2 separate regions of the Homo sapiens genome follow, and region 2 is linked to region 1. A link is an interaction called in ENCODE POLR2A ChIA-PET data of the cell type or tissue named here. Cell type or tissue: PC-9. All regions are shown on one strand. Links, peaks and the distances in the headings refer to the core of each region. The heading gives the core; the rest is flanking DNA.

Region 1 (10,217 bases), core at 1,390-9,389:
TGAGTCTAATTCTAAAGAGAAAAATAGATTTTTCTATTATTTTATTTTGAGACGGGGTCTCACCCTGTTGCCCAGGCTGGAGTGCAGCGATAAGATCATAGCTCACTGCAGCCTCGACCTCCTGAGTTCGAGCAGTTCTCCTGCCTCAGCCTCCTGAGTAGCTAGGACTACAGTTGCGTGCTTCTACACCTGACCAATTAAAAACATTTTTTTTTGTAGAGGTGGGGTCTTACTATGTTGCCCAGGCTGATCTCAAACTCCTGGCCTCAAGGGATCCTCCTGCCTCCGCATTCCAAAGCACCAGGATTACAGGCATAAGCCACTGTGCCTGGCCAGTCCTTACACTTTTTATGGGAAAAATCTGTTAAAAAATATCTAAGGTATGCTTTGAGATCAGCACAGTCAGGTAGTCTGGGACGAGCGTTCTTTGAAGTCAGGGACTTCAGGAACCATAGCATCAAGTCAGGGCCTTGCACCTGGTTTGTCCTTGACAAACAGATTTTGAATGAATAAGTGAGTGGAGATTCCTTGGTAGAAGATGTAAGAAAGAGGTTGCAATGTTGGGTGATCCCCTATGTAGTTACCCAGATATTGGTAGTCAACCAGTTGTGAGTTTAAACACACAACATAAGAAGATAAGGGCCTGAGAGAGCGCTCTACAATGTCTGTGTTTTTTTGTTTGTTGTTTGTTTTTTTGAGACAAAGTCTCACTCTGTCGCCCAGGCTGGAGTGCAGTGGAGTGTTCTTGGCTCACTGCAATCCTCCACCTCCTGGGTTCAAGTGATTCTCATGCCTCAGCTTCCCCAGTAGCTGGGATTACATGTGTGTGCCACCACACCCGGCTAATTTTTTGTATTTTTAGTAGAGACGTGGTTTCACCATGTTGGCCAGGCTGGTCTTGAACTCCTGACCTCAAGTGATCTGCCTGCCTTGGCTTCCCAAAGTGCTGGGATTACAGGAGTGAGCCACCACACCCAGCCTGTGTGTTGTCTTAACTAGAGAAAAGAAGAGGCAAAGAGTAGGCAGTACCTACCTCAATGAGACAGTCTTTTGGTTTTTCCTTTTAAAATCTGCTCTGATTCTTGATTTTCCCTATTCTCTTTGCAGCCGCACCAACTGGTATATGCTACTATAGCATACAACTACAGTAACCCAAATGGGCAAAAGATATGATCTGCTAGTACACACAAAAGCAATTTGTAAGAAATGCATTTTAACCCATAGTATTAGCAAAGATCACAAAGTATTGGTGAAGATATGGGGAAATGGACACTCTCAAATATTTCTGATAGAAATGTAAATTGTTATAATCTTTGTAGAGAGCAATTGGCAATATTTATCAAAATTACCAGTGCACACACTTTTGGGGCCAACAATTCCATGTCTATAAGTTCATTTAACAGATACATTTCTATATATGGAAATGAGAGGTATACCATGTTAGTGACTAATTTCTTCTAATAGCAAAAGATTGGAAACCACCCTCAGTGCCCAGCAGTAGGGAACAGGCTAAACAAATTCTGGGGCATCTGTTAGCTAGAACAGAGGTTGACAACTTTTTCTGTGACTAGCTAGATAGTAAATGTTTTAGGCTTAGCAGGCCATATGGTCTCTGTTGCAACTATTGAACTCCACTTGTGTAGTGCAAATGCAGCCATAGATGATATGTAAATGAATGTGATGGTCATGTTCCAATAAAACTTTATTTGTAAAAACAGGCAATGGGTCAGATTTGGCTTGTGGGCCAGAGTTTGCTGCCCCCTGTGGTATAATATCATACAGTCATAAAGCAGTATGTTCTGAATACTACTTGTGTAAAAAGACAGGAAAAAAAATATATATATTTCTTTGTATATGGGTAAAATGTTTCTGAAATGACATACAAGAAAAGGATAACATTGATTGACCCCCATAGAAAAAAACGGTAGCTAGGACATGGGTTGGATAGCACTTTTCACTTTATATCTTTTGTATGTTTTGAATTTTGAACTAAGTGAATGTATTATCTATTATACATGTTGAAATAAAATAAAAGTCAATTTAAAAAGACATAAAAGCAAACAGGGCCCTTTTGTGAAGCTCTCTGTGAGATTCAGAGATATGAAGATGCTTCGGGATCCCCGTTCAGTGTTTGCCTTGAGCACACTGGCTACAGCCATGGCTTATTTCACTGAAGAGCCCTCAGGGAGTCCAGCCAGCTCATTGGCACACAGGAGCCTCTAGATTACAGATGCTGTCAGGCGTCCTGCTTTTGCTGTTCCCCTGGAAAGGAACTTTCCCAGGTGGTTAACATGGCAATAGCACAAGAGGTCATCTTGTAGTCTAGAGTCAGAGTGGCAGTGCCTGTTTTAATTCAGCTTCATATATCTTAGAAAATATTGACTCTTGTTGGTAAAAGCAAGAATAGAAAAAGTCTAGACAGAGTAGCTTGTATAAAATGTCTGTGTTTACAGGGAAAATTATTGTTTGTAAGTGTAGATGACATGGAGAGATGCTATTCAAGGTTTCTATTCTCCTCGTGGGTAAATCTAGACCTATGCTGTCCTCTAATAGAGCAGTCACTAGTCATCTGTAGCTGCTGAAATAAAAATTAAACATAATTAAAAGTTAGTTCCTCAGCTTTATTTATTTATTTATTTTTGAGACAGAGTCTCACTCTGTTGTCCAGGCTGGAGTGCAGTGGTGCGATCAGAGCTCACTGCAACCTCGACCTCCTAGGCTCAGGTGATCCTCCCATGTCAGCTTCCCAAGTAGTTTCCATGGGACTGCAGGCACATGTCACCACACCTGGCTAATTTTTGTATTTTTGTGGAGACAGGGTTTTGCCATGTTGTTTAGGCTGGTCTTGAACTCCTGGGCTCAAGCGATCTGCCCACCTTGACCTCCCAAAGTGCTGGGACTATAGGCATGAGCCACTGCACCTGTATAACCCCTTGAGGCCAGTAGCTACCATACCGGATTGCTGCATGGATTATAGAATATGCCCATCATTGCGATATTTCAGTTAGATGGCCCGGCTTTAGATGATCTTGAATGTTTCTTTTGGCCTTAAGACTATCAACAACCAGAAACCTCACAATTCATTTCAATCTATTCACTTGTCTTCATTCTTAATAGTTTGCACAATCTGTCATCCTGACATGTGACATGAAGGCATGATGGTTACAGCTCAGATAAAGTTCCTGACCGCAGATGCCTCAAACTGACCTGAGGCAAGTGCAGACCTGCTGTTAGAGAAGATAGCATGGGAGCAATCCATTTGTTCCTGACCCTGGGGACTCTTAAGACAGACTGAGTTCTCTCACATCCGGGCAACCACCAACTTGTGCTGGTGATTGATTAAGCCTTTGGGTATTGTATACATCAACCAGTTGCAGCAGGCAAGGGATGGAGAAATGAGGCCTCTGGGAATGAAAGTGTGGAGTCAGCTTTGGGCAAATGGAAATTGAATGGAAGGAGCATCTCAGGAAGAAGGCTAAGAAGGCAAAACAGAGCTTGCATTGCAGGAGGCAGACTTCAGACCAGGCTTAGGGTGAGGGAACAAAGACGTCTCAGTGCCCCGGCTGAGAAATTGGACAAGAAAGACGGGACCCGTGCTCCCCTACAGGAGGTGGGCTGAGGGCAGAGCTGTTTGCCTGGCAGAGGAGGTGAGATGGTGGGGGTTTGGGGAGGGGCAGAGTTTTAGTTCTCTGCTCAACACTGAGGGGCCTGGTAGGCAGAATTCTAAGATGGCCTCCATGATCTCTGCTCTCTGGTGTTATGTCCAATGATTAAATTATGTTAGATGACAAGGATGAAGAGATTTTGACATGTAATTATGGTTCCAAATCAGCTAAATCTGAGCTGATCAAAAGAGGAGTATCTGAGTGGGCCTGACTTAATCAGATTAAAGGCTTAAAATGGTAATGCTTTTCTGTTGGCCCTGAAGGAGCAAACAGCCATGTTGTAAATGGCCTCTGAGGAGGACTGGCCTCTAGGAGTTGAGGACCTCAAGCCTACATCTGCAAGGAATTGAACGATGCCAAGAACCCGAACAAACTCTGAAGATGAGAATGCGGCCCTGGTGGGTACCTTGATTGCAGCTTTGTGAGACCCTGTGATGATGCAGTGTAAACAAACCTATTGCACTGCCAGTCATATAAAAGTCTAGCACATACAATTATGTGCAGTGCATAACACTTGCTAACAATAGTAAATGTTACTGGTTTATGTATTTACTGTATCTATACTTTTTATCATTAGCATACTCCTACTTATTAAAAAAGAAAAATAGTTAACGGTAAAACAGCCTCAGGCAGGTCCTTCAGGAGGAATTCCAGAAGAAGGCATTGTTGTTACAGGAGCTGAAAGCTCCACACATGTCACTGCCCCTGAAGACCTTTCAGTGGGACAAGATGTGGAGGTGGAAGACAGTGATATTGACGATCCTGACCCTGTGTAGGCCTAGGCTAATGTGTATGTATGTGTCTTAGTTTTTAACAAAAAAAGTTTAAAAGGTTAAAAAAACCCCCTCTTAAAAATAGAAAACAAGCTTATAGAATAAGGATAAAAGAAAGAATATTTTTGTATAGCTGTATGACGTGTTTGCATTTTAAGCCAAGTGTTATTATAATAGAGTCAAAAATTTGGAGTTGGGGACTCTGTGCCCCTTCTCACATACGTTGCCTTAAGCATCTCCTCCATTTGGCTGCTCCTGAATTGTATCCTTTATAATAAGCTGGCAAAAATATGTAAAGTGTTTCCTTGAGTTCTGGGCACTGTTCTAGCAAACTATCTACTTATCCCTCTGCAGAGGAGGTTGTGGGAACCCCTAATTTATAGCCAGTTCATCCGAAGTATGGGAGGGCCAGACTTGTCATCTGAAGTGAGGGCTGTCTTATGGGACTGAGCCCTTAACCTGTGGGATCTGATACTACTTCAGGCAGGTAGTGTCAGGATTGAATTGAATTATAGGACACTCAGTTGGTGTTTGGAGATCTGCTTGGTGTGGAACAAACCTACATATTTGGTGTCAGAAGCATTTTGTAAGAGCATAGGGGACAAAAAGGATTTTTTAAAAAAGAGATGGGGTCTCACCATGTTGCCCAGGCTGGAGTAGAGTGGCTATCCATAGGCATGATCATAGTGTACTTCTCCTTTGAACTCTTGGCCTCAAGCAATCCTCCTGCCTCAGCCTCCTGAATAGCTAGGACTACAGGCACATGCCACAGTGCCCAACTTAAAAAAAAAGTTGTTTTGTTTTACTTGACTAACTAGGAGGTCTAGAGTGTGGTGTGGCATGTTGTCTGAGGTTCCTGAAGCATCCCTGAGTACCCTGCATTAGGTAACCACAACAAATAGACAAGGAAGAACTAGACTTTAAGACCCTCCAGAAATTCTCTGGACCAATCTGATCCTGTCATCACTGAATCATACAACTTCAGAAGCTTCAAAAACTGGACCATGAGGTTCCTGACATTCGTAACACCATAGCTGGAAAGAATATGAATACTGCACTGACCTTAGCCAGAACCTCTTAATAAATTTTTTTATGTCTCTATTTTATTAAGCTTTTAATGACTGAAAAAATAAACAGAATTGGCAGATAAGTTCTAGCAGATGCTGATGGTACCACCTTTATCCCTTAGGCTTTCGCAGTTTAGTGCTCTCCTGTTCCCCCTGCCAGATTCTGCATCTTTTTGCCTGAGAGTTTCTCTGAAGCCTTTGGAAGGCCACTCTGATAGCAGATGGCAGAAAACTGTTGGGAGATGGTATTAACATCTCAGCTCCCTTGCCTTTCCCCTCTCCTGTAGTCTATACCGTTTCTCACAATTCTTCTTGGTTTACACGTCAGTCTCCCACAGTGGTAACTGGTTTGATTAGGCATTCTTTGTTGGTTCCCTTCTTTGCTTCTCCTCTACTGGTATTTTGTTGGTTTTTAACTCCCCAACTTCCAGGTAAACTACCTTAACTCCAATATTTGTTTCAGGATCTGCTTCTGAAGGAACCTAAACTAAGATATAAATTAATCATGTTAATTAATTTTCAGCCTCTGTGGTCCGAAAGGTAATTAAATGCATGCTTGCATTTTCTTTACAAAAGCTTTTGAAAGCTGTGTGTGCTAAGCCATTTCACATTTATGCTATGCCGCCAAGAAACCGACAAGAGATGCTCAGGATGGGCAAATGTCAGCCCCTGAGGGCACAACTGCAACTGACAAAACTATTTATTGGAGGAATTCTGGCTGTCAGTTCAGATCTCTGTTGATGATCAGAGGAATTCACTCATTCTGCAAATATTTTCTGAGCTCTGCCTTTCTGCAAGAGGCCCAGGCAGCATTGGCCAAGCTAAAACAAATACTGTCTGTTTTCTCTGAGATGTAGCTTTCAGATTACTCTATTAAAAAAACACTAATGAATCTGTTCAGAATTAATGTTTGAGTTACTGTTGGGCTAGTGATGATTCTCCAAGGGGTGAGGAGGAGATAATAATGACCTTTTTTTTTTCTTTTTCATACTATGAAGGATTTATTTCTGATAATTATAATAGTCTGTCCTTTCCCAAAGAAACAGTTACCACAGTGTGGTGCACACCGCAGGAGGGCTGGGACAGAAGCAAAGTTTGCAAACTGCTGGGCCTCTGAGGTTTAGCTTTAGAAGCAGAGCCAGGGGAGAAACGATGCAGCCCAATGCAGAGAAAAGGTCTCTGGACCAAGAACAGGAGAGTTGAACTATGGAGCTCTCAACCAGCTGTGTGATCGTGGGAAGTCACCTGCACTCTCTGGGTCTCAGTTTCCTCACACCTAAAATTAGGGAATGGGATCAGATGGTCTCTAGGACCATTAATTATCTGTTATCTGTCATGAGTCTGTTAAAAAAGGCAATGGACCAAACTCAAATCTATGGCTTCACTTTACCTCTGTGTTGCTCCACTTCTCATCAGGTTGGGTGGGGCGAGGGGAAGTCATTTTTTGAATAACTAGGCTCTATTTGCCATAAAAAAGTGTTTGTAGTGACCTGGCTCAATGATTGGTGGTTAGAAAGAAAGGAAGCTATTGAAACGGGGTAGGGGTTGGAGAAATGGGTGAGTGAAAGGATGTTTTCTAGGCTGGAGAACATTTTGGGAATCCAGAATTGATGAAGACCCTGCTGGGAAGGTTCTTGTTGATACTTGGGGGATAGAGGGAGTATGGTGGGAGAAAGGACAGAAAAGCCTCTCCTATTTTTCTTTTCATAGCTTTTTATAATTCTTATGGTTCTCAAATCTGGCTGCATATTAGAATCATCCAGAGAGCTTTAAAAATCACAAAGTCCCTCTCCTCTGTCTGATTTGGTTGGTCTGGGATGGCGATTTTTGAAAATGCTCTGAAATAATTCTGCTGCGTAGCCAGGATCAAGAACCACTAAATAGTAATCAAGAGCTCAGAAACAGCCTTTTGCCTTAACTCAGACATCTACCTTATTTTCTCTACTTTTCCACATTTTCCTTCCTTGTCACTTTTCATCCTCTGTCTCAAGATTACAAAGTCAGAAATGGGTGGGAGATGGAGAAGGGAAGAACAAACCCTATGCATCCTATTTTCTGGTTAATTCCTGTATTATTTATGAGGTTTAATAAAAGTTGTTTTTCTTCCATGAATATAATGTATACTATTTAACAAAAACTTGAGAAATACTCAAAAACAAAAAAGAAAAAACATCTCAAAGTGTCAGACTGATCCATCACTCAAAGGCAACGACTGCTAATCCCATTTTAGTCTTTTCTTTCTAAAATTTTTTCTCAATGCCTAGTTTCTTTGTTTGAATGCTTTACCCTACTGTATATACCAGGAAGTGGCAAACTGCAGTCCACAGGCCAAATCCATCTCACCGCTTATTTTTGTAAATAAAGTTTTATTGGAACACAGCTATGCTCATTAGCTACCTATTGGCTACAGCTGCTTTTACACTGCAGTGGCAGCGCTGAGGAGTTACAACAGAGGCCATCTGGCCCAAGAAGCCTGAAATATTTACTGTTTGGTCCTTTACAGAGAATATTTTTTGGCTTCTGGCATATACCATTCTGTACTCTCATTTTCTCCTCATTTTACCTCATATTATGAACACATTCCTATTTTATAAATGCTTCATAAACATTAATTCTAATAACTGCCTGATATTTTACTGCACATAGGTAGGTTGTGGCTTAGATTTTCTTCTACTAGTAAATGTGTATGTTTTTTTCACTCTTATAATGCTTCAGTGAGTATATTTGGACACAGATGATTTATTTTTTCAAATATTCTTTTTTTTTTTTTTTTTTTGAGACAGAGTCTTGCTCTGTTGCCCAGGCTGGAGTGCAGTGGCCCAATCTTGGCTCACTACAAGCTCCGCCTCCCAGGTTCACACCATTCTCCTGCCTCAGCCTCCCGAGTAGCGGGGACTACAGGCACCTGCCAATGCGTCCGGCTAATTTTTTGTATTTTTAGTAGAGACAGTGTTTCACCCTGTTAGCCAGGATGGTATCGATCTCCTGACCTCATGATCCGCCCGCCTTGGCCTCCCAAAGTGCTGGGATTACAGGCGTGAGCTACCACGCCCGGCCTCAATTATTCTTTCAGGATTGTATTCAGATTATTCAGTTGGTAGCTAGGGGCATTTTAACACTCTTGGTGCATATTACTAAATTTCTTATTCAAAGGCAGTGCACTAGTTTATGCTCTTCAGTAATACAGTAGAGAACCTACTTCTCCACATACTTGCCAGCATTTTTACCATTTTAAACATTTTCTACTTTTAGATAGGTAAACAAAAAGCTATTATTTTAATTTTCATTTCTTCTGTTTCTAATGAGGTTGAACTTGTTACTAAACCGTTGTTATTTCTTCGTCTGCACATTGACTAGTTTGCAGCTCAGCGTGGCCTCCTTCTGCATAGGGCAGAGTGGAGGATGCTGGTCCTGCCTCTCACCTTAGCTTGGAGCAGGGCTCCTGCCTCCACCCGGTTCTTTTCAACATCTCTCTCCCACTGAATTCTGATCGTCTCAAGGATGTCGTCCAGACCAGTGCCAATGGGAGCATCCATTTGTTCCAGCTCACACCCTGCCAACTGTTTGTGCAGCAGCTTCACATCCTGAAAACAACAATATACATCTTAGATGAGTTACGGGGGGAAATAAATGGCATAGAATTCTAGCCAGCAGAAAACCAGCTCTGTGGGCAATTCTTTTCTCATTCCACAACTGCCAGACACAGGCTTCACAGAGACTGGGAAAGTCCCTGACCTTCTTCCCAGCGTAAGTGTAATTTCTCTTTTCCCAAGGATGCATTTCTCCCTCTCTCCCTCCCTTCCTTCCTTCCTTCCTTTCCTTCTCTCTCTTTCTTTCTTCCTCCCTCCTTCCCTCCCCCTCCCTCCCTCCTTCCTTCCTTCCTTCCTTCCTTCCTTCCTTCCTTTCCTTCTTTCCTTCTTTCTCTTTCTCTCTCTCTTTCTCTCTTTCTTTCCGTCTGTCTTCCTCTCTCTCTCTCCTTCCTTCCTTCCTTCTTTTTTTTGACAGGGTCTCACTCTGTCACCCAGGCTGGAGTGCAGTGACATGATCTCAGCTCATTGCAGCCTCCATCTCTTGGGCTCAAACAGTCCTCCCACCTCAGTCTCCTGAGTAGCTGAGACTACAGGCACAGGCACGGCACACACCACCATGCCCAGCTAATTTTTGTATTTTTAGTGGAGACAGGGTTTCACCATGTTGCCCAGGCTGGTCTTGAACTCCTGGGCTCAAGTGATCCCCTGCCTTGGCCTCTCAAAGTGCTGGGATTACAGGCTTGAACCACCATGCCTAGCACCAAGGATGCATTTCTTAGGTTGGTCTCCACAAGCCCAGGCCCAAAGCAGAAATCAAAATAAAACAAACAAACAAACAAACAAACAAACAAACAAAAAACCACATGTATACATATGTAACTAACCTGCACATTGTGCACATGTACCCTAAAACTTAAAGTAAAATAAAACAAAAACAAAAACAAAAACAAAGTAAGCAACAACAGCACAGGGCATTTATGCATAAAGCCAGACAAGGATGAAAGAGACTTAAAAGATAACTTTGGCATCTCTAAATGGTTACTGTTGGAGAGTAGTCTTAAATCACTGAGCTAAGAACAAGAAGAAATGGGCTTACAGTTGCTGGTTAGCTTAAGTTGGTCTCAAGAAAGAACTTCCCAATGTGAGCATCGTTAAGTGGGTTTTGACTCTTTCAACTTGAAG
Region 2 (10,217 bases), core at 813-8,812, 970 kb before region 1:
CCTCCAGTGATGAAGAGCTCTACTTCCTACCCCAGCTCATCCATCACTCGGTAGCAGTCTTCCTTTGATGCAATCAGACAGAAGGTGGCTATGGAGACTCCTCCCATTTGTCCCGGTTCCCTGAGGGCTCCAGGTTCCCCACCCAGAACCTTATCCTCTCCTACCTAGAAGTCTGTCCTCATCAGCATCTCTCCATGAGCCCTGTGTAGGAGGAGACCCTAGCATGTTCTGCTCCTGCATCCTCTGTCATAGAGAGTGTGTAGAAATGGTGGCCCTCTCAGCATCACTGGTCCAGAACCTCATTTAAGGTCTTCTATTAAGCTCTTCTATTAACAAAAAAATCATCAAAAAAATTACCTTTACATCTATGACAAAACCATTGTTGAAAGTGCAAGTCGCTCAGGCTTCTCTGCATAAGATCCATGTGAGACATTTCCTTTTAGAATGAAGCTCTGTTTTTTAAAAAAAAATTTCCAAGAAATTGTTACATTTTCTCTTTTATTATGAGACCTCTGTAGGTATTTCTCATAAGGCTGCCCTGAAGCTCAGCACCAACACAGCCCCTCAGACTTTGCCCCTCTGCAGCCATGCCCCTTCTCTTACCTGAGGCTGTGTCCTGGTGACACCAACACTTCTGTGGCTGCTGAAGCGGCAGCTGCTGCTGCTGCAGTTGTTTTGGAAAGCTCAGAAGTGGCTCAGTGAGAAGAATGGAGAAGGTGGACTCTATTTATAGTGATCCTCCTGGCTCCCTGCCCTCCCACCTCAGCCATCGTCCTCGCTGGCCCTCCTGAGGAGGCCATAAGCAGGGCTAGGGATGGGGGACCCACCTGATGAAGATAAGAAAGGCAGATCAAGGGACAGCAACATTTCTGAAATGTATGTTACAAGGAGTTGTGAGTAGCTTCACATGTGGGCCTAATAGATGTTTCTTAAAATGCCATAAAAAATGTTTTAATTATTAGCACCATCTCAAAGTGAATTACCATTTCACTCAGGAGGATGCCTTTCCTAAGGGCTTCTCTCCCTCTTTGTCAATTTCACATCCCCCAGTCTAGTGGAGCATTTACACACTGCTCCCCTCCCTGGCAAATGTACCCATACAAAGAGCTGTATCCTTTCTTCAAAGCCCTTTCCACTTGCTCACACCTGAGCATCCCATGCTGAGGCCAGCACCGGGCAGCCTGCTGAGCATACATTCTCACTTGTCTTGGAGGTAAGTGGGATCTGTGAACAAACCCTGGGGACCAGGTGTGTTTCAAAATCTTGAACTTTTTGGACTTTAGAAAGATAATATAGAGCATATTACCCATATTACGTAAAACCCTAGTGGGGTCTGGGCAGTACTCAATAGTCAAACGCATCAACATTTCTGCATCAAATGTTCACACTACATGGAATAAAGATGACAAAGAGGTCAGTTGAAGTCAGGTTATGCTGTCAAATCCGTTTTTTTTTAATTTAATTTTCAGAACTGTTTTACCTTTTAGAATTGCAAATAAGGTATGGTAGGTCAACCTTGCCTCTCCTCTCCTTTTTATTGCTTGAGTTGTTTCCCAAATTAATCTGCAATAAAGAGATTTCCACTTTGTTCGTAGGCAAAGTTTGAAAGCCAGTTAATAAATAGTGATGAAATCCTTGTGCTTGACCCAAATTTAAATAGAAAAAAAAATCTTTGTTTCACTTGGGCAAATCCCTTTCACAATGACCCAACACCTGCCCATCTGTCGTCTTCTGTGTTCCCTAATTTGCCTTCACAGAACCAAGCCATCTGCCACCTTTCAGCCTCCACCACCTTGCACCTGCACCTTCCAGATGGCCACCTTCTCTTCAAAAGCATCTGATCCCTCCTTTAATCTCCCCTGACGTCCAGAGTCAGTGTGTGTTAATCACAGAGTTATGCGGCAGCTTCATCCTGGAAGGAAAGATGATAACTACTCATTCTCTGAGTGTCACTCACAGCCTCCTCTTAAATAGAATTGGTGTGGGATCACAGAAAATCTCTTGATGAATTTCAGAGAAATCTCCTAGAGGGCCTCCCCCAAGGTATAACCCTCATCACTTTCAGGTTGACCAGATGCAAACACTGCATTTTTTTCTAACCCACATCCACTTTCCACAAAGCCCTCTCTGGCCAAATCCACACCATCCTTGACTCGCCCTCCAGCCTCCCTTAACAAGTGGGTATAATGCTTTAGAGAGGGCTGAACATATGTGCTCGTGTTTCTGCTCTTTTTATAACCCAGAAGTTGGGTTATAAAGTTGGATGTCAGAGGATAGTTCTGCATCCTCCAGACATTTTTATAGCTCTGATCCCCATCTCATGACAATCCTGGAGTACTTCAAGGCCCTTTGCTTTCCGGTGCTTGCTCCACTTTCCTGATCCCACTGAATTCTGCATCTCTTGCCTCTTGACTCTGAGCATGACTGATGGTGCATTAGCTCATATGTGGAACACAGTCTCCTCTCTTTGACCATCTCTAGACTCTTGCATGGCAGGCACTCAGGGCAGTACACTTTTCACTGAAGGTGTATTAGGTGGTGTGGGGCCTGGCTACATCGCAGGTCCGGCCATTAAGCAGCCTAAAAGTGACTATCTGACCCCTTAAAAAACAGGCTTTGAACTTAGGTTCGGTCCTCTACCTCTCTCCGTGGCATCTCTCCATGTGGCATCTCAAAAATCTGCTCATTTGAATTTGCAGAGCAATTTCACTTTCTTTGCTGCGGTCTGGCTGAAATGAACCAAGCCTAATTGGACCAAGACCAAACTATGTGAGCTCTGCCACACTGTCCACCAGCAGGGTGCTGGACGCAGCTTCTCTTTGATGAGCACCTGTATCTGTGGTCAGATTCAGGGTATGTGTATGCCTGTGAATTTGATTGTGCTGGGTCTGGGTGTATTTGTGTTTGCATCTGTATCTCTAGATTTCTGTGTCCTGAGAGAGTGTCCAGCTGTAATAATAATCATAGTAGCAAAAACGGGAGCCCACACTGGGCTAGGTACTGTCCAAGTACCTAACATGTAATCGTTACGACGTTCCTGTGTTATTATCATTCCTGTCTTACAGACAAGAGACCTGAGGTATAAAAAAGTTAAACAACCTCACCATCTCCTCAAGTGACTGGGGATCTCTGGGTGTGGGGTCCCCTTAAACATCTTTCTCTGTGTATTTTACATAGTTATGTGCTCTTATGTGTGTCCACATTCGTGTATGTATGTGTGCGTGTTCACAGACCCAGAAACCCCATAGTCTCATCCTGGACCCTTGCTTACCTTAGAGTTCATCTCTCTTGTCCTGGTCCTGGGAAGGTTTGTGTCTAAAGTGATAGGTCTTGGTGTGCGGACCGTGGACAGTGATGAGAGAAGATGATGTCTGTGCCTGCATTCCTGACATGATTGTATTCCCCCAGCTTGCCTGCTTTTTCAGTAGGACCAACATCCCATGTCTTCTGTGAGCTTCTCTGTAGAACCTAGTGGGAGAGGCCCTCTGGGTGACCAGGGCTTGGCACCTTTCTTTGGTGATGCACAGGTGTTGTCAGGCTCCACTTGTTAGGGCAGATCAAGACCAGGTAGGTTCCAGCTGCCATGTGAAGAGACGCATGCAGATTAGACATGAGGCAGGACTTCCTAGCAGTGAAGGTTAATGGATAAAGGACTATTAAAGGGCAATGGTGGCAGACAGCTTTCGCCTTGTTCTGAGCACAGGTGAAAACCCACCTCTCTAATGGTTTGAATGTTTACCTACTTCTACCAAATATTGAGGAGCTATTATTGCCTCACGCTGTGCTGAACATTTTACAAATGCCATCTCTAACCCTTAAAACAACTGAATAAGCACAGATTGTTGCAATTGTCCTCTTGTTATTGATGAGGAAATGAGGCTCAGAGAGTGATTTTTCCGAGGTCACACAGCTAGTGACAGATCCAGGGAACAAATTCAAGTCTTTCTGGCTCCAAAGCCCAAGCTCCTTCTACTGCATAAAATTATCTGCAGGCTATTTGCTGAATTCCTTGGGATATTTCTGTTTCCTTCGGTAAGTTGCCACCTCATGCTGGAGGGGCTGCTGTGTTTCTGTAATCCCAGGGTTTGCTGGCTTGGAGGGAGGCAGTCAGCAGTCTCCTTCTGAGCCATGCTAGCCATTAAAAGAGCACAAGGCTTTCCTCCAGCTGCTACTTTGTCCATCCTCACAAACTCTCAACACACTGATCCAAGGCTGATTCTACCCACTGTACAGTAAGGGAAACTGAAGCACCTGCCCACTGTCACCACCGCTGGCTTCTGGTGTCTTCCCATCCAGGTCCACCGTGGGACTTCCTGGTCCTGAGCCTCCCCTGCCTCACCAGCTTTCACCGTGTGGGCTGTGGCTGATAGTTGGGGGATCAGAGCCCAAATGCTCCACAAGCAGAAACTCATAACTTCCCTGCTGGGGCTCGGGGGACCCAGTTCTCCACCCTCCCTTTCCTAAGAATTGTTCTCAGGGGAAAGCTCTGAATCCTCACAGTGGCTTCCCAGGCCCTGCCTGATCTGAATCCTGCCTCTTGCTTTACTCACCTCTCCTGGACCACACCAACCACGCTGTCTGTCAATGTCCCAAAGCTCTCAGCTTCTTCTGTTTCTTCTACTTGAAATACTCCTCCCTGGTGAACTTTCTACCCTCTCAATCTCCTCTTACATGGACTTTATTTATTTATTTATTTTGAGATGAATTTTCACTCTTGTTGCCCAGGCTGGAGTCTAATGCTGCGATTTTGGCTCACTGCAACTTCCATTTCCCAGGTTCAAGCGATTCTCCTGCCTCAGCCTGCTGAGTAGCTGGGATTACAGGCATGCACCACCATGCCTGGCTAATTTTTTGTATTTTTAGTAGAAATGGGATTTCACCATGTTAGTCAGGCTGGTCTTGAACTCTTGACCTCAGGTGATCCACCCACCTCAGCCTCCCGAAGTGCTGGGATTACAGGTGTGAACCACTGTGCCCAGCCCTTCTTACGGGGACTTTCCTCAGGGAAGTCCTCCCTGGCCCTCCAGATCCTGCCAGGACCCCCGTTAGATACATTCAGAGCCCCCTGAACTATGCATTCATCATTCACAGCAAATTGCAGGCAATTATTTGTGTGATTGTTTAGTGTCCCCCTGCCCCAGACTACAGGGTGTGTGAAGACAGGGACTGGAAGGAAGGCACAGGCATGTGTCTTATCCATCACCATGACTCCAGTCCACAGTACCTGGCACGGAGTGGCTGCTCGATAAATATTTGACAGATGAATATCGACATGCTAGAAAGGAGGGAGGGAGGGAGGGAGGGGAGGGTAATCAGCCTCTGAAATCCCACGAGAATTTGGTTTGAAAGTTGCACCATGTCCTTTGAACTCCAGTGCTCACTAGCTCATTTTGCTGTAGAAATGTCAATGGCAAAGCCAGCAACCCTTTGAGGCCACTTAGGGGAGAAAACATATCACGGCAGGACAGTCAGAGGAAGCTGTTCCCAGGAATGTTGAGACTCCTACTCTGCGGGTCCCTGACTCACTTCCCAGACACGTCTGTGACGTTGGCCTCAGTCAAGGTGCTCATCACTCACAGGCGTGACTCCGTTGGACCCTGCAGTCCCAGATGACTCAGTCTCCACTCCAGCCAGACCTCCCGCTGTCTCCTGTGGCCTGCCAGCTGGGCTCCGAGGCCCTGACACTGCACGTGTGGAGGGCTGAGGTCGCCATCTCCACCACCACTGTCTCAGCCCTGCCCTCAGACCTCAGTCACTGTGGACTTTCTCTCCTTCCCCAAGAATGCTTCATTTGTCACCTCTTTCTTGAGGGAGGACAGGGAGGGACCAGGAAGTCAAATTCTACTCCTCTGATCATCCTGCCCCTCTTTCATTTCTAGGAGCCAGCCAAGGAGATGTATTTGCCCTCAGACCTCCTTGTGACCCCTTCAGGGAGGCCCCCAGGTGAGGCAGGCCTGCCCTCCATGGTAGAGTCTGAGCTTCACCATGAGTCTCACTCACCCCAGGGAATCTTGGAAACACTGAGGGAGGCTGTGAGAAAGGTTGGGATGAAGCACGGTGTCAGAGGCAGCCGCAGTGAAACTCCCGCTTGCTCATCGCTGTGGATGACCAGAAGTGGCTGTGCGTCCAGACCCGTCTACCCACTTAACCACCAGCCTGCAAAGTCAGGCCTGATGCAGCTGGAGCAGCTCAGTGTAGGCAGGGATGCAACCACAGGTCTCGGGTCAGAGAGGCTGCTCCATCCCTCACATCCCTGGGATGGTGCTTTCACCATCCTGTTTTTCTCTTATCCCAGGCATCTTTGCCTGGGAAAGTCCTTTAGAAATCCACAGCTGGCTTTTCCCAGAAGGCTGCCTGCAGGCACTCAGCAGTAAAGGGCTCTGTGTTCCAGCTAGAGTGAGCAGCCCCAGCTTTGACCTGGGTGCAATGCAGCCTGTGGGCTTCCCAGGATGCTCCCACAGGCGTCAGTGACTTGCGAACCTACTGGCCAAAGTATGGTCCCTGGAGCATCATATGGGACTACTGTACATGACTGACACCCGGAGGAAGGCTAATGTAGGCCAGCCTCCTCATTTAACAAATGGGTAAACTGAGGCCTAGGTCACACTGGCAGTGAAAGTGTGAGCTGAACCTGAAAGAAGGCCTTGTCTTTCCAAGGTGGGAGGTCTCCCTGTGAGCTTACTGAGTTAGGAGTCTCTGTCTTATCACCTCTATGTAGTCTCCAGTGCCAGCACCCAGCCTTGCTGAGAGATGAGTTTTAAGGGCCTGCCTCAGAGAGAGCTTAGAGGGGGCCCCCAAAAGAAGAAAAAGGTAAAAGGGAGGCTTTGCCATAGAAGGAAGGCTGCTTTAGGCTCTTCTCAGACAAAGTAAGCTATTCCTCTGAAACCCCAAGCAGGAGCTAATCAAGGACATTCCTTAACTTGAACTATTGTTTGTTTGTTTTTGGGACAGTGGTTCACTCTGTCACCCAGGCTGGAGTGCAGTGGCACTATCATGGCTCACTGTAGCCTTGACCTCCCAGGCTCAAACGATCCTCCCACCTCCTCCTGAGCAACGGGGACTACAGGCACGTGCCACCATGCCTGGCTAAATTTTTTATTATTTTTTGTAGAGATGGGGCCTCACTATGTAGCCCAGGCTGGTCTCAAACTCCTGGGCTCAAAGATCCTTCCACCTCGTCCTCCCAAAGTGCGGGGATTATAGGTGTGAGCCACTGCACCTGGCTTTAACCTGAACTCTTAACAGACTAGACAAGCAACTCACACCGAGAGCTATCCATACTTAAGCAAGAGAGTAAAATGGGACAGAGCACATATATATACAAATACGATGAGCCAGGCGTGGCGGCTCACGTCTGTAATCCCAGCACTTTGGGAGGCCAAGGTGGACAGATCACCTGAGGCCAGGAGTTTGAGACTAGCCTGACCAATATGGTGAAACACTGTCTGTACTAAAAATACAAAAATTAGCTGGGTGTGGTGGTGTACGCCTGTAATCCCAGCTACTCGGGAGGCTGAGGCAGGAGAATCTCTTGAACCTGGGAGATGGAGGTTGCAGTGAGCCGAGATCGCACCATTGCACTCCAGACTGGGCAACAAGAGTGAAACTCTGTCTCAAAAAAAAAAAATAATGATGTACAGCTTAAATTTTCTTTCCTTGTCTTTAAAATACACACACACACACACACACACACACAGAGGTTTCTTTATATTTGGGAAATTTTTTTATACTCTCTGGTGGGTAAAACAAATTAATGATGTTATATTTCATTATTGCAAATAACTTTGGAAGAGAGGATTGATCCTTGATCGCTGGTGTGGTGTTTTCAGAAAATCTTTCCATTTTCTTAACTGAAAGCTGTGTCTCTCCCCAGAGGGCAGGGAATGGGCAAGGCCCCAGGAAGGAAGCACCTGCCCTCACACCGAAAGGAATGTCTCAGCACTGCCCGGTGTGCATTTGCTTCCTTGCCGTCCCTCCTGCCATTACTACACTTCTTACTATGGCAGAGGGCCTACTGTCCCTGAGTGCTCAGTGCCAGGCCCAGGATCTTCAAGAGACAGCGTGAGAAGGCATGCAGCATAGAAGGGTGGATTGCCGGGTAGAACCGTGAGGCCCTCAGAGGGGATGTGGGAAGCCTGGGAGTAGCAATGGGCATTGAGTTACGTAGGGAAGATGGAAATAAGAAATATAGGCAAGAAGAGAAAGAAATTAGCATTTTTTGAGCACCTACTAAGTGCCAGGCAACATACAACAAGAGGAATCAATTACATGGGGCCCGGTAATTTACCAGGCACTTTCCTACAATCTCTCTCCCTCTCTCTGTCCCATTTTCCATAACGCTTTTCACCTCTGAGTGTCAGATTATATATGCATCTACTGATTTACTTGTTAACTGTCTGCTCCAATGGAATGTAAATTCACAATGATATTTCTGTAGGTCTAATGTACTGCTGAGCCTAGCACATAGCAGTTTAGAGTTTAGTCAACAGTCATTCAGTGAATAGATAAATAAAATCATCATGATAACTTTTTTGAGAGGGATCTTCTTCCACTTCTTCCCTCCATGTCATCTGCCTTATCCATGAACATTATTTCATCTGGTCTTTACCACACTATTGTAAAGGTAAGTTCTCTTTTTTAGAGTGAGGAGGTTTGGGCTCCGAGAGGGCAAGTGTCTTGCTCAAGGTCACTCAGCAAGTAACTGTCAGAGATCAGATTTGAACCCAGGACTCTCTGCCATCTTTCCCCACAAAGAGAGAGAGCAGTTCAAGGACATGCTGAGAAGCAAGGGCAGATGATACCCACTGTTACAGCTGCCCCTAGACAGATCCCAATGCTCTGCAGTGGTGAGGAAGAGTGTGCCAGCAGGACCTGAGGATCTGGGGCAGTCCCTGAGCCCTTGAGCTCCAGCCTTCTCATCTGTAAGATGAAGGCTTCAACTAGATGAAGGCTGAAATCCCTTGCAACTCTGAGATGCTAAAACATGATCTTCTTTGTGATCATGGACCTGAGCCAGAGGACTTGTGCACTGAATTCCATCTTTCCCCTACGTCTGTATATAGTGCCCAAAGTCCAGCTAGTTCATATGGACCTTTGTCACACAGGGGCATAGTGGAACTGGGGTGGGCTAAACCAGAGGCAGAGAGGCCTGACCACAGTGGGGACAAAGATGAACATTGAGGCAAGGGCAAAGGGGGATTGTATGGGGAAGGAAGACGCAACAGAGAGGGGAGCAGGGGCCAGGCCAGAAGCATTCTGGGTGGCCTCCCTCAAGCCATCCCCATGTCCCTGCAGGTAGCTCTTGCCTCCTCTTCCCTTTCCTGTCATTCTCTCTTTATCACTCTACTGCACTGGACAGAAGACAGAACTGAGTGTATTCCCTTGCTTTTTTCCCCATGCTGGATAGTCCTTGCTCTCCATTTCAGAAGTGAACTGGCTCTACATTTTTCTTTCAAGCCCATTTTTCTTCCATATGGCTTATGTTTCTGCCAATGAACCTGACTGACGCCTTTTCCCTTGGATCAGTATCCTTAGCAGGGTCTCTGGTGTCTAGGGCCCTGTCAGCAGCTCCCTGCATAGTGTGAAGATGCTGTCCCCATGAGAGTGCTTAGCATGAGGCAGCTTCCTTGGGGAACACACCTCTCGCCCACACCTGATGGGTGCACCCTTGAATAGTGCCCTTCACTGCCCACCCTTGCCCTCTGCTCCACCTTTGCTTTGCATGGCAGACTAGGGATTAGGTGACTTGCATTGTGGACTGGGGATCCCTGGGAGCTGAGCCAATGCCATCTGTTGTGGCTGTAATCTGACACCCACATCAGGGGGGGCCTGATGCTGCTCTGAGCCTGGTTGGTGGACATCCCTCTTCCATCAGGCAACACAAAACACCCTCCGTAGGGGCAAACCCCAGCCAGGCAGATGGGACAGAGCCAGATGTGACACCCCACATCACAGTTGACATACTGCTAGCTCCATCCTTGCCCCAGAGTGAGTGGCCTTCTGGAGATGACCAGATGTTTGGGCTCCCAGGGATAATCCCAATTCAAATGGCAGTCCTGAGCCTTCCAAGAACTGGACCCTGAAGGTCAGGACAGTTCAGGGCTGCAGAGGCTTGCCAGGGAGACGTCCACTGTCTGGGGAGAGGAAACAGCTTCCTGGGTGCAGGCTGAGAGGAGAGGGGCCCAGACACACCTGGGAAGGGGCTTCACACAGAGGCA

What was found. Peaks named below come from ENCODE experiments on the same cell type or tissue, not always from the same donor. Only the 100,000 strongest peaks of a DNase experiment are listed, where the experiment ranks them.
Region 2: POLR2A ChIA-PET joins it to region 1 with 6 read pairs; 1 of 35 experiments calls an interaction of 5 or more read pairs at or near these places.

The regions. Positions count from the first base shown.
Region 1 is chr3:133,449,175-133,459,391 of GRCh38, reverse strand. BFSP2 (beaded filament structural protein 2) reads right to left here. Exons shown (of 7, transcript NM_003571.4): 4 at 8,928-9,089. BFSP2-AS1 (BFSP2 antisense RNA 1) reads left to right here. Exons shown (of 4, transcript NR_189064.1): 2 at 3,929-4,063. Among named protein-coding and RNA genes, the nearest start is that of BFSP2-AS1, 37 kb to the left of the region's middle. In PC-9, for the core only: CTCF peaks have their summits at 1,489 and 1,717; a DNase peak (open chromatin) is centred at 6,251.
Region 2 is chr3:134,422,928-134,433,144 of GRCh38, reverse strand. No RefSeq gene overlaps it. Among named protein-coding and RNA genes, the nearest start is that of MIR4788, 9.8 kb to the left of the region's middle. RefSeq lists enhancers at 5,169-5,914, 5,039-6,238. In PC-9, for the core only: no CTCF peak of the experiment used is centred there; a DNase peak (open chromatin) is centred at 5,554; H3K27ac peaks cover 1,741 bases.